Linked DNA regions of Mus musculus: region 2 is linked to region 1. A link is a contact called in ENCODE POLR2A ChIA-PET data. All regions are on one chromosome and are shown on one strand. The core of a region is the stretch at or near the end of the contact, and the rest is flanking DNA. Distances in the headings are between cores, read along the strand shown.

The links. ChIA-PET counts read pairs that join two places held with the same protein, here RNA polymerase II (POLR2A).
Region 2: POLR2A ChIA-PET joins it to region 1 with 22 read pairs in embryonic stem cell. The contact joins the enhancer-like site here to the promoter of Baiap2 in region 1. POLR2A ChIA-PET finds 5 or more read pairs at or near these places in 4 of 5 experiments (Patski and embryonic stem cell).

Annotation. Positions count from the first base shown.
Region 1 is chr11:119,938,772-119,945,908 of GRCm38, reverse strand. Baiap2 (brain-specific angiogenesis inhibitor 1-associated protein 2) reads right to left here and starts at 2,817. Exons shown (of 14, transcript NM_130862.4): 1 at 2,661-2,817. The coding sequence starts at 2,714. It overlaps Gm11767 (a long non-coding RNA gene), which reads left to right and starts at 2,815. Exons shown (of 5, transcript XR_001780400.2): 1 at 2,815-3,327; 2 at 5,907-5,967; 3 at 6,619-6,747.
Region 2 is chr11:120,027,242-120,034,378 of GRCm38, reverse strand. All of the region lies in intron 1 of Aatk (apoptosis-associated tyrosine kinase), which reads left to right. Among named protein-coding and RNA genes, the nearest start is that of Mir338, 16 kb to the right of the region's middle. Within about 2 kb of position 4,614, at least 2 of the 3 ENCODE cell types and tissues checked have a DNase peak (open chromatin) inside an H3K27ac peak, as active enhancers do.

The DNA of each region.
Region 1 (7,137 bases), core at 1,568-4,067:
AGTAATCTATGCCCAACCCAGGTGCTACCTAGGGTGAACACTAGCCGGCCTCTACTCTCTGTTGTCTGTGCACGAGGAAGGGGTCTTCCTTGCCTGAAGCTCCCCTTCTCTGAAGGGCCCAAAGGCCTATGGATGAGCTCCTGGTGAACGTCACGAGGCTGCCCTGTTTTCCTTCCCTTCATCTTCCATGAAATTCCCCGAGGACACAGCTCCCAAGGGAACCGAGCCACCAGGAAAGAGGTCAAAGTCTGCATTCTTCCAGGAGGAAAATCAAAACTGTACATTGTATTCTTGAATTCTTAATCAGGAGGGCCAAGGACAAGCATCCTTCTTTGCCAAGGCAAACACCACTCAGAACTGCAGCTGAAGTGATGCAAGGGCCAAAGCAAACAGCGGAGCCTGCATGGCGGGTGACACTGAGCAGAGCCACGTCCCGGCCTTCTCAGGAGGTACTGCCAGCATATCTGCAAGCACCAACCAGCATAGGAGGAGCCCCTAGTAGAGAGTCAGTTACTCCATGTCCCAGAGAAGACAGCATGGCAGACTGGCTGGACCGGCCTGAAACTGCACACGTGTGACTTTGGCTCTTCTCTGACTGTGCCTCTGTGTGGGCTGGATATCTCCCTAGCCCACATGCCAAAGCTGCCCAACCTGTACTAGCACCACCATACATCATACACATCAGTGACAAAATACAAAACGAGAACAGAGCACAGGAGTCAATGACTAGGCCTCAGTGGATACAAGAGCCACCTGCCTACACTGCAAGAAAGCCCTTCAGACATCTACACCCGACCTGTGTCCAACACCTCAAAAACTCAAAAGATCTCATCACCTCATGTTCACATGGAAGGTTCACCAACCACTGCCCCACCAAACCCACAGTAATTCCATTCTAAGCTCCCAGCCTGCTAGCCCTCAATCAGTGCCATGATCCAGATCTTCTGGATCCAGATTCTCTGCCACTGCAACAGCTCTGACTGGACATCCAGATGAATTACAGCAGCATGTGAGTGAAGCCTGAAGCCGTTACGTGCAGGCTGACTGCCCGGGCATGAGTTTTACTAAGGAGAACCATGGGACTCTCCAAAGCAAAGCTACTCCTCATACCCTGCGTGATTCTCACCATGGAAGTTCCTCTTTAACGATTTCAGTAAAGAAGCAAGAAAACCAGACTGTGACCAGTATTTCTTTTCCCATTCCCCTGCAGTACAAAGCAAACTGTAATGGAACTAATGACTAATAATTTAATAAACCTCCCTCTCCCGACAGCATGTGCTTCCGCAGACCAACAAGAGGGGAACATATACCATGGAGTCTACAGATACTAAACATAAAGAACAAAAGGCTGTTCTCAATCTTGTTTGCCGGCAGCTTGAACATGGTTTTAGAGCTCCTTCAGCCCCTACACCCACCTTCAAGGTTCCTCCAGACCCATGTAACTACAACTCTAAAGCCTTTATTAAATGATGAATTAAAGTATAATCTGCCCCCGGGACTCCAGCTGAAACCTAAGCAGCCACCCTGGAGGCTTCCATCTGCTGTAGGCAACAGAGCAAGCACAGCTATGAGGGTTTCACAGGCCATTGCCTAGAAAGGCACAACCATGGTTGGTTCATACAATCAGAAACTGTTGCTCTCGAGCAGAGCACAATCCCATTTAGCCATGAACCAGCAACTCCATGTGAAAACCTAGTGGCTGGTGGAAAGCCTTTCACTCACCCTTAAGACAGTTTTGAAATAAAGCACAGCTTTGTAAAGAGGACTGCCATGCACAGGGCAGGGCAGGAATTTCTCTCTTGAAAAAAAAAATGTCACTGAGAACTGCAGCGGACCTGATGCCATCAGGGAGCCCCAGGCTGTGCTGTTGAGGGTAAGGGGCCAGGGCTGTGAGAACCCATGGTGAAGAAATAGGAAATGGCCCGTCCATCTGTACCCAAAGCATGGACATAACATGACACCAGGGGGCTTGCACAAGGCTCTGCAGTTCTTCCATGAGAAACTGTCATTTCACAGATTAGTATGTGAATGCGAGACTCTTAACACATATCAGAAGCAAAAGCAGGCGCGTCAGCCTCCTACACAATTAGTCTTCTCCCTCTGCGGTTACATAAGATGATGGATTATCTGTCCACCCATCCAACCTGTCCGAGCTCGACCTCCCACTTTGGGCCACGTCCATTAACACTCGTAAAGGAGTTGTGGAAAGGGAAAGCCTGTTGAAGAGAAAGTGCCCAGAGGCTGGCATAACAGCACCTAGAAGAGCCCCACGGTGCCACCGCGCCAAGCAAGCGCAGGGCGACCGCCCGCAGCAGCCTGCAACCTCCACGCCGCCCCCGCTCCTTGTTCCCCTCACTCTGGGATGCAGCGGACCAGGCCAGATCGCAGAGCAGCCCAGGCCCTGAACATCTCGGTCCCTCCGGACGCCAGGACAGACAGGCGTACTGAGGGAGCGCGCGGGGGCTGAGCGGCGCCGTCGGGGTGGGGGCGTCCACTCGTGCTCGGGGACGGCGCGGGCCGCGGCGGGCGTAAGGACCCTGGGCGGGCGCGGCCACCTGTGACCAACGGAAGATCGGTCCACCACACCCGCAGTCCGGGAGCCGGTGCCCTGCTCGGGCCTGAAGACCTAGGGGCGACTCGGAGCCGCGCTGGAAACTCACCTTGTAGACATTTTCCGTGAGCCGGTGCATCTCCTCCGAGCGTGAAAGCGACATGGTCCTGGGTCCCGGCTACACCACAGACCAGAGCAGGGGCACGGGTGGCGGTGAGGAAAGCGACAACTGCAGCAACAGGAAAAGGCGCGCAGACCAGGACCACAGAGCGCGGCGCCCGGCGGCCGCTGCTTTTATAGCCGCTGAAGGCCCCACCCCACAAAAACCCCGCCTCCGGGCCCCGCCCCCGCCGCGCCCGGATCACCGCCCCCGGCTGTCCGCCCCCGCCCAGCCTAGCCGCTGCTAGGCAACCGCCAGGCCCGCTCCTGCGCCGTCTTTTCTATTGGTAGATTTCGGAGGCGGGGGCGAAGGGCGGAGCTAGAGGAGGGACTCGGAGGCCGGCTCCGAGCGGCAATTGGTCGGCCGCTGGGAGGCGGAGGCGCGGCGCGCTGAGGCCCTGGAGCTGCCTGAGGGGGTCGGAGCGACAGCCGGGCTGGGGGCGGAAAGCGGGGGCGGGGTGGCGCAGGAAGAGCTAGCGCGGGGTGTGGGCGGTGCGGGTGGCACCGGCGCGAGCGCGCGTGGAGGCGGCACTCGGGAGGCAGCGATCCGAGCTGCAGGCCCTCAAGGGTCCCTCAGGAGTGCGCGACAGGGGCCGGTGGCTCCCGCGCTATTGCAGGTGAGTCGGCGAGGCGTGCGTCGACCCTGGACGGTCTTCCGGAAGGGAGGAAACCCGGAGCCGGAGTAGGTGGAGACGGAGGAAGGTGCTGAACTCTAGCGGGAGAACCCTGAGCCCTGGAGGCAGGATCGGGACAGGGTGGGCCCTGGGGCGGGTGCTTGTGGTGGACTGGTGCTGAACGGAGGGTGGCGGCCGACAGTTGGGTCTAGAATTCCGGGAAGAGGACCCAAGAGAGGAGCGAGGGAGACGTGGAGCGAGTTCCATGGGGTGGTTCGGAAGGGAATTGGGGCGGGGGCGGGAGTTGGGTGGATAGCTCCGGGGGAGGAGCCTCTCAGCACAGCTTGGAATTGCCCAGTAGCTGATGGTTTAAGGAAGGGTAAGGCTTGGCTGAGAAAACTGACCAGGTTGGCACACGGGGTTCCAACGCGGTTCCCTTTGAAGAAATATTTACATCAATTAGACGAACAGAGAGGAATTATTTGCTTTACATTGTAAAACACCAGAGCTGAATGTTTCCTTTTAATTAAACATAACACTCCAGCATCCATTTCCTGGACAGCTGGTTACACCACTCCAACAACCCAGAGGACACAAATCCAAGGCGCGGCTGTCAAGCCTCAGCAGGGGACTCAGACGGCCCCTATTCACTTTGCTACATGTGTAAGGAGAAGGAATTCAGCCCACTGTCCTCTGTTTCCTTGTCGTCTATGTACATCTCTGTGTACATCTCTGTGTATCTGTCTTTTCTTGGGTTCTTCTTGTGACAGAAAGCCAGCTTAAACTAACTGGCTGTCAAATAAGGACTTGTCAATTACTGTTCACTGCGACTGGTTGGTTACAGCTGCCCCTTCATCTCACTTTCTAGTCCATTTAGACCAGCATGGTATGGTGCCTACTCAAGCACACACTGATCCCCTCACTGATCAGAAAGCCAACAAGGAGCTGTGCACTGGGGTAGAAGCAACTCCTCCATGCTTGCCCCAGGCCAAGGCCATGGAGGAGAACTAGAGGTGGAGGCTGGCAGCAAACACTTGGGGTCTGTCTGAAAAAGGGCAGAGAAGCTCCCCCAAGAAAAGTTCCCATGGCTTGGACCACTCCCCCTTCCACAACATCCCAAGACTCTTTCCTGGGCCTGCCTACCCATAGTCACCCCATTTCTGTGCTACATGGGTGGCAGACTCAGGTCTGTCCATGTCCCAGGCAGGAGGCTGGCCAGCTGCAGCAGAAACCCACAGTGGGAAGAGGGTGTCAGGACAGTGTCTCAAACCTGCCTGCAGCTCAGAGCTCTGTGACAATGGCCGTCCTGACAGGACTTGCTGGGGTTGGAAGGGGACAGGAGAGAGGAGTTGTGTTCCCTCCAGCTCTTTATTGGGGCTGACCATAGCCCGAGTTCAGACTTCAGCACGGAAGCCTTTCTGACCCTGGAAGCAGCTCCTTTAATAGTAGGGGGCACCAATGGTCAGAGGTCAGGTTGCTGAGTGGGTGGGCACACCATAAGCAGCATGCTCACAGATCAGCAAGACTCTGGCTCCAAGTGGATTAGGGGGCCACTCTTTCCCTGACTCCTTTTCTTCCAAAGCCCGTTACAAACTTCATCATATTCCTCTTCCTGTTACACTGGTGTCTGAGGAATCTGCTTACTTTCCTAAAAGTTCAGTAGGCTGGTAGCTAGGAAATAGTGGCCCGTGTGTGAGCTTGCACCCGCTTCTGTCCATCGGAGTGGAGGAAGCTATTGTCAAGGTGGAACCATTGTCATTGGCTCCTCCTGAATCTTCCCAGAAGGAATGATGATAAGTGTCACCCAGGGTGATGGCTGACAGTCAACACACCTCCCAGACCTTCTGATATACCCCGGCTCTTCTTATACTGTGCCAAGGTGGGAGTGGGGCTCACTGGTTCTGGTTCTGGGGTGGAGGGGAGCAGGCCTCAGTGAATGAGCAGCTCTGGGAGAAGTCACTGGAAGCAGAGACAGACCATTGTCCATATGCTTCTGGCCTTCCCACTCAGTGCTCCCTGAGTGGCGATCTGCAGCCACCCCAGCCATAAACCCATGTGTCCACTTCCCTGAGCCCAGCCTCACTTTCTCCACAGGCACGCTGCTGAGCGCAGGCCCAGGGCAGGCACCGCCTCAGATCCTGCCCTGTAGGTCATGGTTCAGGGTGGGCAGCTCTGGAGACGGGCTGGGGTGGGGAGCAGCAGTGTGTATGTCTCCACAAGCTTATTTTTAGTTGCGTTATATAAGTGGCTTCATCTCGGCGTCATGTAGGAAGGAGGAGGGGTCTCAGATTTAATTACAGGATGACAGCCGTGCATTTCAAGCAAGCTGTTCTCCTGGCAAGGCAGGCTCACGGATTGGGAGCCTGTGCTCGGCAGAGGCTGCCCTTCGAGAAGTGACCCCCCTCCCCAGAAGACTGTCACCCCAGCTTCACCTCCATCCTCAGCCACTTCGCTGAGCTTGCCTAAGGTGGATAGCCATTTGTCTAAGGTCTCCAGAGGTGGTGGGAGCCTGTTAAGGGAACTCTCTTCATCCCCAGCCCACCCCACCCCACCCCCACCTGGCAGCTTTTTTTCCCTCCTAGGGAAGAATCTCCCAACCAGAACTCTCCTGTTTTCATTCCTGGCTTGAAGCTTCTGTAATAGGTAACCAGAAAGTTCTAGAGTAGGAGAGGCAGGAAAGCAGGAGCTCGGACTCCTCTGGGGCTTCGGGAAAAGCCTTTTCCCCCTCCACACCCTTGTTGCTCATGCTGCAGGACCTGCACCTCGGCCAGGCCTGAGGGCAGAAGTGTTCTTGTATGTGGGGGGCATTGCTCTGGTTTCAGGACAGTCTTAGTGGCTGGCCATCGAGGTGGCTAGAACTTTAGATGGAAGTCTTACTCCTACCAGCAGGAAGCCTATTTCAGCTGCCAACAGCCACCTGGTCTTGTCTGGCCCTCAGGGCATAGCCTGCCACCATGGAAGGGACAGGTTGAGACCTGACTGTGACTGGCTCGGGGTGCAATGTGGGGAGAGGGCCCAGGCTTAAGGAGTCCATTCTGTCACCAGTCAGCTCGAAGGGGTGGGGCAGACGCGGCTGTGGCTCCTGGGCAGGTCCCTAGTCGCCTAGAGCCCCCAAAGCCGAGACCAGGGTTCTGTGAGGTGTTGGGAGGAGTCAGGGGAGGAGGAGTCATATGGAGGACTCACCATGCTCTAGCAGCTGGTACTACCTGAGCAGAGTGCTTGCCCTCTCATCTCTCCAGTCCTCCCTCCCAAGCCCAGCAGGGACAGTACAGTAGACCCCTCCTCCCCCACCAGAGTGCTCCGCATGCTGCCATGTCCCCATCATGGCTGAAGGCAGAGGCAGCAGCACAGAGGAGCCTGGAGACAGGAAGACTGAAGGTCCCCTGGAGTCCCTCTGGATCCTGCACAGAAAGAGGACACTAGGTAAAATCTGGAGAACCCTGAGTGAACTGTGGACTTTAGTTAATGATCTGTCAGCACTGGCTCCCGAACTGTGGTAAATGCATCACTAAGACAACAGGCTAACAGCTGGGGCTGGGTGGGCTCAGGGGAAGACTTAGGGTACCCAAGACCCTGGGCTTTGATTCCTGGGACCACTTCAAAGAGGAGAAAGAAAAGGACGTGGAGGATCTTTGCTCTGATGAGGAAATGTGGAGCAGAGGAGCTTGCGGGCCCCGGGCTGCAGGTCAGAGGGTGCTGGGAGCTGGCCCTGCATAGCTGCATAGCTGGGCCAGTGCTGCTGCTGTGCTGCTGCCTGCTAGAGCTGAGGTCTAGCGAGCTGTTCCTCTCTCCTGCTGTCCCAGATGTGGGTGC
Region 2 (7,137 bases), core at 3,365-5,864, 87 kb before region 1:
CCTTAAAACCTTTGTCCCCCTGCCTGCCCCTGCTTCCCAAGTGCGAGGATTGCAGATGCAAACCACCACACCCTGCTTTTACATCTTCTGCTGTAGCCACTCCAATTATTTGACTGTGCACGTGTTTATATGTTCTTGTGTGTGTGCACACATGTGTGTGGAGGCCAGAGACTAACGTGGAGTGTCTTCCACAGTCATTCTCAGCCCAGTTTCCAGACAGGGTCCCCCTGAACCCGATGCTCACTGATGTGATTAGGCTGTCTGGCCAGCAGACCTCAGGAAGCCTCCTGCCTCTGCCTTTCCAGTGCAGGGATAACAGGAGTGTTTTTATTAAAAAAAAAAAAAAACAAAAACAAAAAAAAACAAGCATACTTAAGAGAATCAGATCCAATTTTTGCTTCTGTGGTTTTTAGTTAGACATTTAACATTCTGTCTTCCCTGAGGAAGCTGGGCTGAGACGCAGCTCATTTGTCTAGCAGTTGGTGAGTTTGTGTGAGGCCCTGGGTTCCTCCTCAGTGCTGCTGAACACCCATACCCTGCCCCCAGCATTCCCTCTTTTCTGTGATCCACTTAGACACTCTGTGTGGTCCAGGCACAGGAGGTTTCCGTAGCCAATGCTGCAGCAAGGGCTGGCCTCTCTGCTTTAGGCCTGACTGGCTATTCCCCATTTGATCCTCTTGAATGGGAGCCTGTGTCATGTGACAGGACAAGCTCCCCATCTTACACCCTTCCTTTTTAAGGGGTACAGATGTGTGTGACTGACTACCTCTGCAGTCTTCCTTAGGGGACATTCTGATCTCAGTCCTTCTGTCTCCACAGCCCGCAGACTGCAGCAGCGCTTCATGGGGAGAGTTCAAGGGTCACCCATGAGCCCTGAGGGTGACCATATGGGCACCCTCTTTCTGGGTGCTGACCACAGGACCCCCTTAGCTCCAGCTCCTGTTTATTCCTTTGCTTAGCCATGCCCATCTTGGGGGCACTTAGAGGAATACTTTAGGGTGTAGTCCAGGCTGAGTCTATGTGCAGGCCCAGTTACCAAGGCTGCACAAGGCAAAAAGGAGGGTTATCCCTGCATCACTGATGAGGGTCCTCAGCTGTTACTTGAGGGTGTTCCATGCCCCTGGAGGGGATGGATATGCCAGTCACTGGAAGTGAGCTTGTCTGACAAAAAGGGATACAAGGAGAACCTTGTATCACTAGCGGGGAGTCTTCTGTTACTTGAAGAGTGTCTCACCTCACTGGAAGGAAGACTTGGTTACTGGAGAAGGGCCTGACATCATGGGAAGACAATCTGGAGTCACTGCAGGGGTACTTTGTATCAGCCTCATGTCACTGGCGTGAAGCCTTGCATCAGTACAGATGAGAACGCCATCACTGTGGGGACTTTTGTGTCACTGGAGAAGACAGACCTTTGTTACTGAAGGGGTATCTTACGTCATGGGAAGCGGTGCTTCATCTCATGTGGGTGGGGTGGTAGTCTTGTGTCTTTGGAGGGACAGCCCTTTGTCACTGGATAGGTTCCATGGATGCCAGAAACCACTTCCAAGGGACCCCAGGGCTCTGAGGTGCTTTCCATTTCTGGCAGCCCCCTGGCACCTGCCTTGGCACGAGGGTAGAGGGGGCTGGAGGAGGCATGCTCCGACTTCCCACATCTGGCTGGCGTTCACTCTAGGCGTACTCTGGTATAGGGAAGAGCAGCTCAATCTGTGCCCCGGCTCGAGGCTCACACTCACCCTGATGCACATGGGCGTGCCCGAAGACCCAAAGCCTCTGCAGACCCTGAAGGTCAAGGGCGAGAAAGCTGAGACTCCAATAGTGAAAGACTTACCTTTCTACAGTGGCCATGACCATACCAGCCTCCCCTCTCTGGTCCCTAACTGGCACAGTTTAATGTGCAGGTTGCCTTCCACAGTCCTGGGGAAAGGCGTGGATGTGGAGTCTCCACAGAGAATTCTGTGATACAAAGAACAGCCACGGTGAACCTGGTCCTAGGGAGAAATCAGGCAGAGCTCAATGATGAGCAGGCGAGACACCCCTCCCTGGATGGAGGTCCCAGGGGATGTGCCTGTGTCTGGGTGGGTGGCCGGATTCTTCAGCTCTGTATTCCTGTCATCGGCATGTTATAAACATCTGTGAGGCTGCTTGTGCCAGGAGCTCAGTATAAACAGGCAAAGTTCACAGACGGTGGATGGGTAGCCAGGTCCCCAACTCTAAGCAGCTGGCCCGTGCATATCTGCTAATCCTTCACGCAGTACTGAGGAGACAGAGGTCACAGAGCCCTGGAGGAAGTCACTCCGTGCACAGCCCCTTGTTTTCTGGGGGGCTCCTGGTTTAGGCTCTAAGTCAAGCCCCTTCCCTCACTGCTTGGGGCTTCACTGAAGAGAGGAGGGTGAGGGTGAGGCTCCCTCAGCAGAGTTGCTCCAGGGCCCAGGGGGACCAACAGAAGCCTTGGCCTCAGGTAAGGCAATAGGGCTTTCAGTGTGGGAGACTGAGGTACAGGTCAGGCCCAGGTGATGTTGAAGGATGACATGTTGAAGGGTGACATGTTTTCATTGCTCAGAGGAAGGCGGGGGTGGGGGGAGGGCAGCTCTGGTAATAAGAGGTCCTCCCCTCAGGACAGGAAGGCCGAGCTTAAGTCCCTATGGTGGGAAGTAGCTGACCCTATGTATTTTGGGCCCCAGCAACCAACCTTGGTCCCACCTACCTACCCTTTCCAGCTTGGCAGTTTCCTGGCTGGTGGACTCCGGGTAGAATCACACTTGATGGAGTTGACTTATCCCATCCTGTAGAAGGCAGGTGGGTATCCATCTGCCCTCTGACCAGGGACCTCTCTGTCACCTATGAAAAGATGTGGAGAGGGCTGGCGAGATGGCTCAGTGGGTAAGAGCACCCGACTGCTCTTCCAAAGGTCCGGAGTTCAAATCCCAGCAACCACATGGTGGCTCACAACCATCCGTAATGAGACCTGACTCCCTCTTCTGGAGTGTCTGAAGACAGCTATAGTGTACTTACATATAATAAATAAATAAATCTTAAAAAAAAAAAAAAAAAGAAAAGAAAAGATGTGGAGAATCCAGCAGCCAAACAGCCTTTAGGTTTTTTTGTTTTGTTTTGTTTAAAAAGAATTATTTATTTGATGTATATGAGTACACTGTAGCTGTCTTCAGACACACCAGAAGAGGGCATCAGAAAATACAGATGGCTGTGAGCCACAATGTGGTTGCTGGGAATTGAACTCAGGACCTCTGGAAGAGCAGACAGTGCTCTCAATTGCTGAGCCATCTCTCCAGCCCCCAAACAGCCTTCTGTATACTTTTCTTGAGGGGACCGTGGAACAGATGGAAAGAGACAACCACAGTGGCCAGGGGCCCTGAGGCACAGGAGGCTTCTTGAAGGGGACAAAGTTTCCTATAGTTAAAGTGTATCCTAAACACCGTCCCCTGGAGCCATGAATGGTGTCACTGGGCTGACGGAGCAACTAGCACCAGCCAGCAAACCCTGGCCTCGTGCAGGTCTGGGAGCACTGCCTCTCCCCAGGGCCTCAGAGGAGCCTATCAGAGAAGGAACTGCGTTCTGGGAGCCAGCTGCCACTCTGTGGGGTCTCTGGCTTTCCTTCTTGTTTGAAGGCAGTGTCTGGGAGCCAGGTCCAGGAAGTTTTGTGACAGGGCCATAGAATGGGGGATCCTGGAGACATCAGGTCTGACAGAAAGGTTACATAGAGCAGGTGACCACACAGGTGGTCTGAAGCCTGGCACGACTGGGACCCAGAACAGAGTCACCTCCCAGCAGCCTAGGCTGGTTGTGAGGATGCTGGGGGAACGACTACACCTCGACCTTTGCCCTCCAGCAGGCCACCTCCCTGGTGTGCCCATGTATTAGCTGCTGGGGTTGCGCCCAGCCTGAGGTGGCCTTCTGGTTCCTCCACACCCTTGCCAAGGAGTTGGGAGTCTCTGGACCCCACTCAGCAATTACTGTAAAATGCCCAGGGATCGCCATCTGGTGGCAGAAGTGGGTCATCTGCGGTGACCTAAATTGGGTATGTGCTATGAAGAGACCTGGGTGGCCTGTTGGCCCCCTGATTTTCTGGACTCTAGGCTAGTCAAAACGTGGAGATGTGGGTTTGGACAGGGACTCACAGGTTGGAACAGGACCATGTTGGGTAGAGCTGTACAGCCAGGACCAGATCAAAGCCACGTTCACTTTTGGGGGTTTCTGACTGCACTGCAGGTGCCTGCCCGTCCTTTTCCCCCAGCCTCCGTCCTTAATTCCTCTTGTGCCTCAGCTGGCCCCGTGTTTCCAGACAGTGGCCGAGTGCAGAATGAGCCTGAGGGCTTGAGGGGTGTGTCCGGCCCAGCTAATAAGCATGTGACCTGAGAGGCACACTTCTGTCCAGAACCTTCCAGGCAGCAACAGAGTGTCTGCCTAGCATTCAAACAGAAGGGAAGGGGGTGGGAGAGGCCCGAACCATGCTCACATCAGCACTGGCTGCCGGCCAGCCTGACCCGTCACACTGTGAGTGTTGCTGGGAGCTCTAGTCCAATCAGGGCCTGGTATACCTGCCCTGCTGCCAAGGTTGGTCTGCCTGTTTATGGGTACCTTCTCCTCCCCATGTGGCCTGTCCTGTGTCACCTGGGAGGCAAAGAGGATCTGAGGAATGTGCTCACCTCTGAGGCTTCCCTCCCCTGAGAAGGGCCACATGTTTATTTTCAATGGCTTCCCTGACAACTGGGGTCAAAAGGTTAAGGTCAATCCCATTGGTTGACAGCAAAGGGTCAAAGGGCCACCACCCATGGAGCTATGGGAAGATCTACCAATATCTGCAAAGTCTCCTTGGCCAGGCTAAGCAGGTGACACAGCTGCAGGCCAGAGGGAGAAGCAAGTGGGCAGCCTTGGGGTCACTCTGACAACCGCAAGTACACTCCCACCAAACCTGGGCCTCCTGAGACACAAAGGCAGTCACTACCCAAACACGGTTCAATTTCTGGAAAATCTCAGCATCTGGGGGTTGGGGGTAACATGAGTAGCTAAGAGATCCTGGGCAGGTGGCACACATCTTTGATCCCAACACTCGGGAGGCAGAGGCAGAGAGGCAGGCGATCTCTGAGTTCGAGGCCAGCCTGGTCTACAGAGTGGGTTCCAGGACAGCAAAAGCTACATAGAGAAACGTTGTCTTTGGGAAAACAAAGCCAACCAATCAACAGCAATAAGAATAGAGAGGAGAGGGGGCTGGAGAGATGGCTCAACAGTTAAGAGCGCTAACTGCTCTTCTAGAGGTCCTGAGTTCAATTCCCAGCAACCACATGGTGGCTCACAGCCCTCTGTAATGGGATCTGATGCCATCTTCTGGTGTGTTTGAAGACAGCGACAGTGTACATAAAATAAATAAATCTTTAAAAAAAAAAAAAGAATAGAGAGGAGAGGGCTGGCTGACACCGCACAGTGGAGGGGATCGCCCAGCTCCCATCAGACAGGCCTCAGCAGTACAGGAGTGGCACCAACATGGCTGCTCCCGGGAGCTGAGTGATGTGGAGTTTGGAGCTTGTAGTGGATCTGGGTGCTTGCAGACAAGACTGATGACAGAAATCTTAACGAAAGTGTTTTTGGACACCCACCCCATGGTAAGGTCCCACTCCTATGCAAATGTGGCTTTGTGTAATGATTCCTGACCACATCCCCCAGCCAAGTCCTGCGAGGGAGTGTGGGAGATGGACGGCCAGGGTGGGGGCGCCTGTGAACTGGGCCTCTCAGGGCAACAACTAGCATAGGACTGGGTAGGAGGCACTAATGACCTCAGCGGAGCCAAGGCCTCAGTGTGGTTAATGTTTAAAGCGCTTCCTAAGACACAGGGAGAACCGCGAAGGCATGCACACACTTTCTGTTTTATTCAGTGTGACGGTTTAGAATGGGCGGTCAGCTTGATGGTGGGCAGGGCCGTCCTGTCAGCATGCCCTAGCTGGGCGTGGTTTTCTGTCTGTGCTCCTGAGCCCGGGTGGAATTGCAGGCCGCCCACTACAGAGACTTAGATTTGTAAGGCCTGCTTATACAGTGATGCTTCCAACCCAAACCGAGGCCCTGTCGCTCTCAGTGTCCAGAGACAGGATGGTGCCTGGTACTCAGTGTTGTGACTTGTGTGAACCACAGCACAGCATCACCTGCCTTTCACCTCTACCCTTTCCTACAGAGCCTTGGTCCCAGGCCAAGGGCCATGGCTTTTCCATCCCCATCTCTACCCATGTCAGCTAAAGATGTTGGGCCTAGCTCTCTTGGTGTTAGTGCCAGGGAATGTCTGGGGGCCGGGCCAACCCCGAATCATACTTGAGGTGCTGCACGGTCCTCTCATGCATCTAGCTCTCCCTTCCCTTTCCATTTATTTATTTATTTTGGTTTTTTGAGACAGAGTTAAGACCAGGCTGTAGATCTGCCTGCCTCTGTCTCTCGAGCTCTGGAATTAAAGGCGTGCGCCACCATTGCCTGGCCTAGCTTTTCCTTTTCCTTTTTCCTTTTCCTTTTCCTTTTCCTTTTCCTTTTCCTTTTCCCTTTCCCTTTCCCTTTCCCTTTCCCTTTCCCTTTCCCTTTCCCTTTTCTTTTCTTTTCTTTTCTTTTCTTTCCTTCCTTCCTTCCTTTCTTCCTCTCTCTCTCTTTCATATTCATATATACATATACATATACATATACATATACATATACATATACATATACATATACATATACATATACATATACATATACATATACATATACATATACATATACATATACATATACATATACATATACATATACATATACATATACATACAGTGTAGCTGTCTTCAGACTAACCAGAAGAGGGCATCGGATCCCATCACAGATGGTTGTGAGCCACCATGTGGTTGCTGGGAATTGAGCTCAGGACCTCTGAAAGAGCAGTTAGTGTTCTTAACTGCTGAGCCATCTCTCCCGAACCATCTGCCTTTCCTTTCTTTAACCAATCACTTTGCATGATCTCTATGGTTCCTAGGCCTCAGTGGCACTTAGTTGGGACCCAGGATGGAGCCAGTTTGGATAACTTCTGTGTTTGCGGGTTGTGGTTGGCTTTAGTCAGTCTGGGAGGAGGGTCCCTGGGGCTCCCCTGGTGCAGGTGGGCTTCAGAAACCC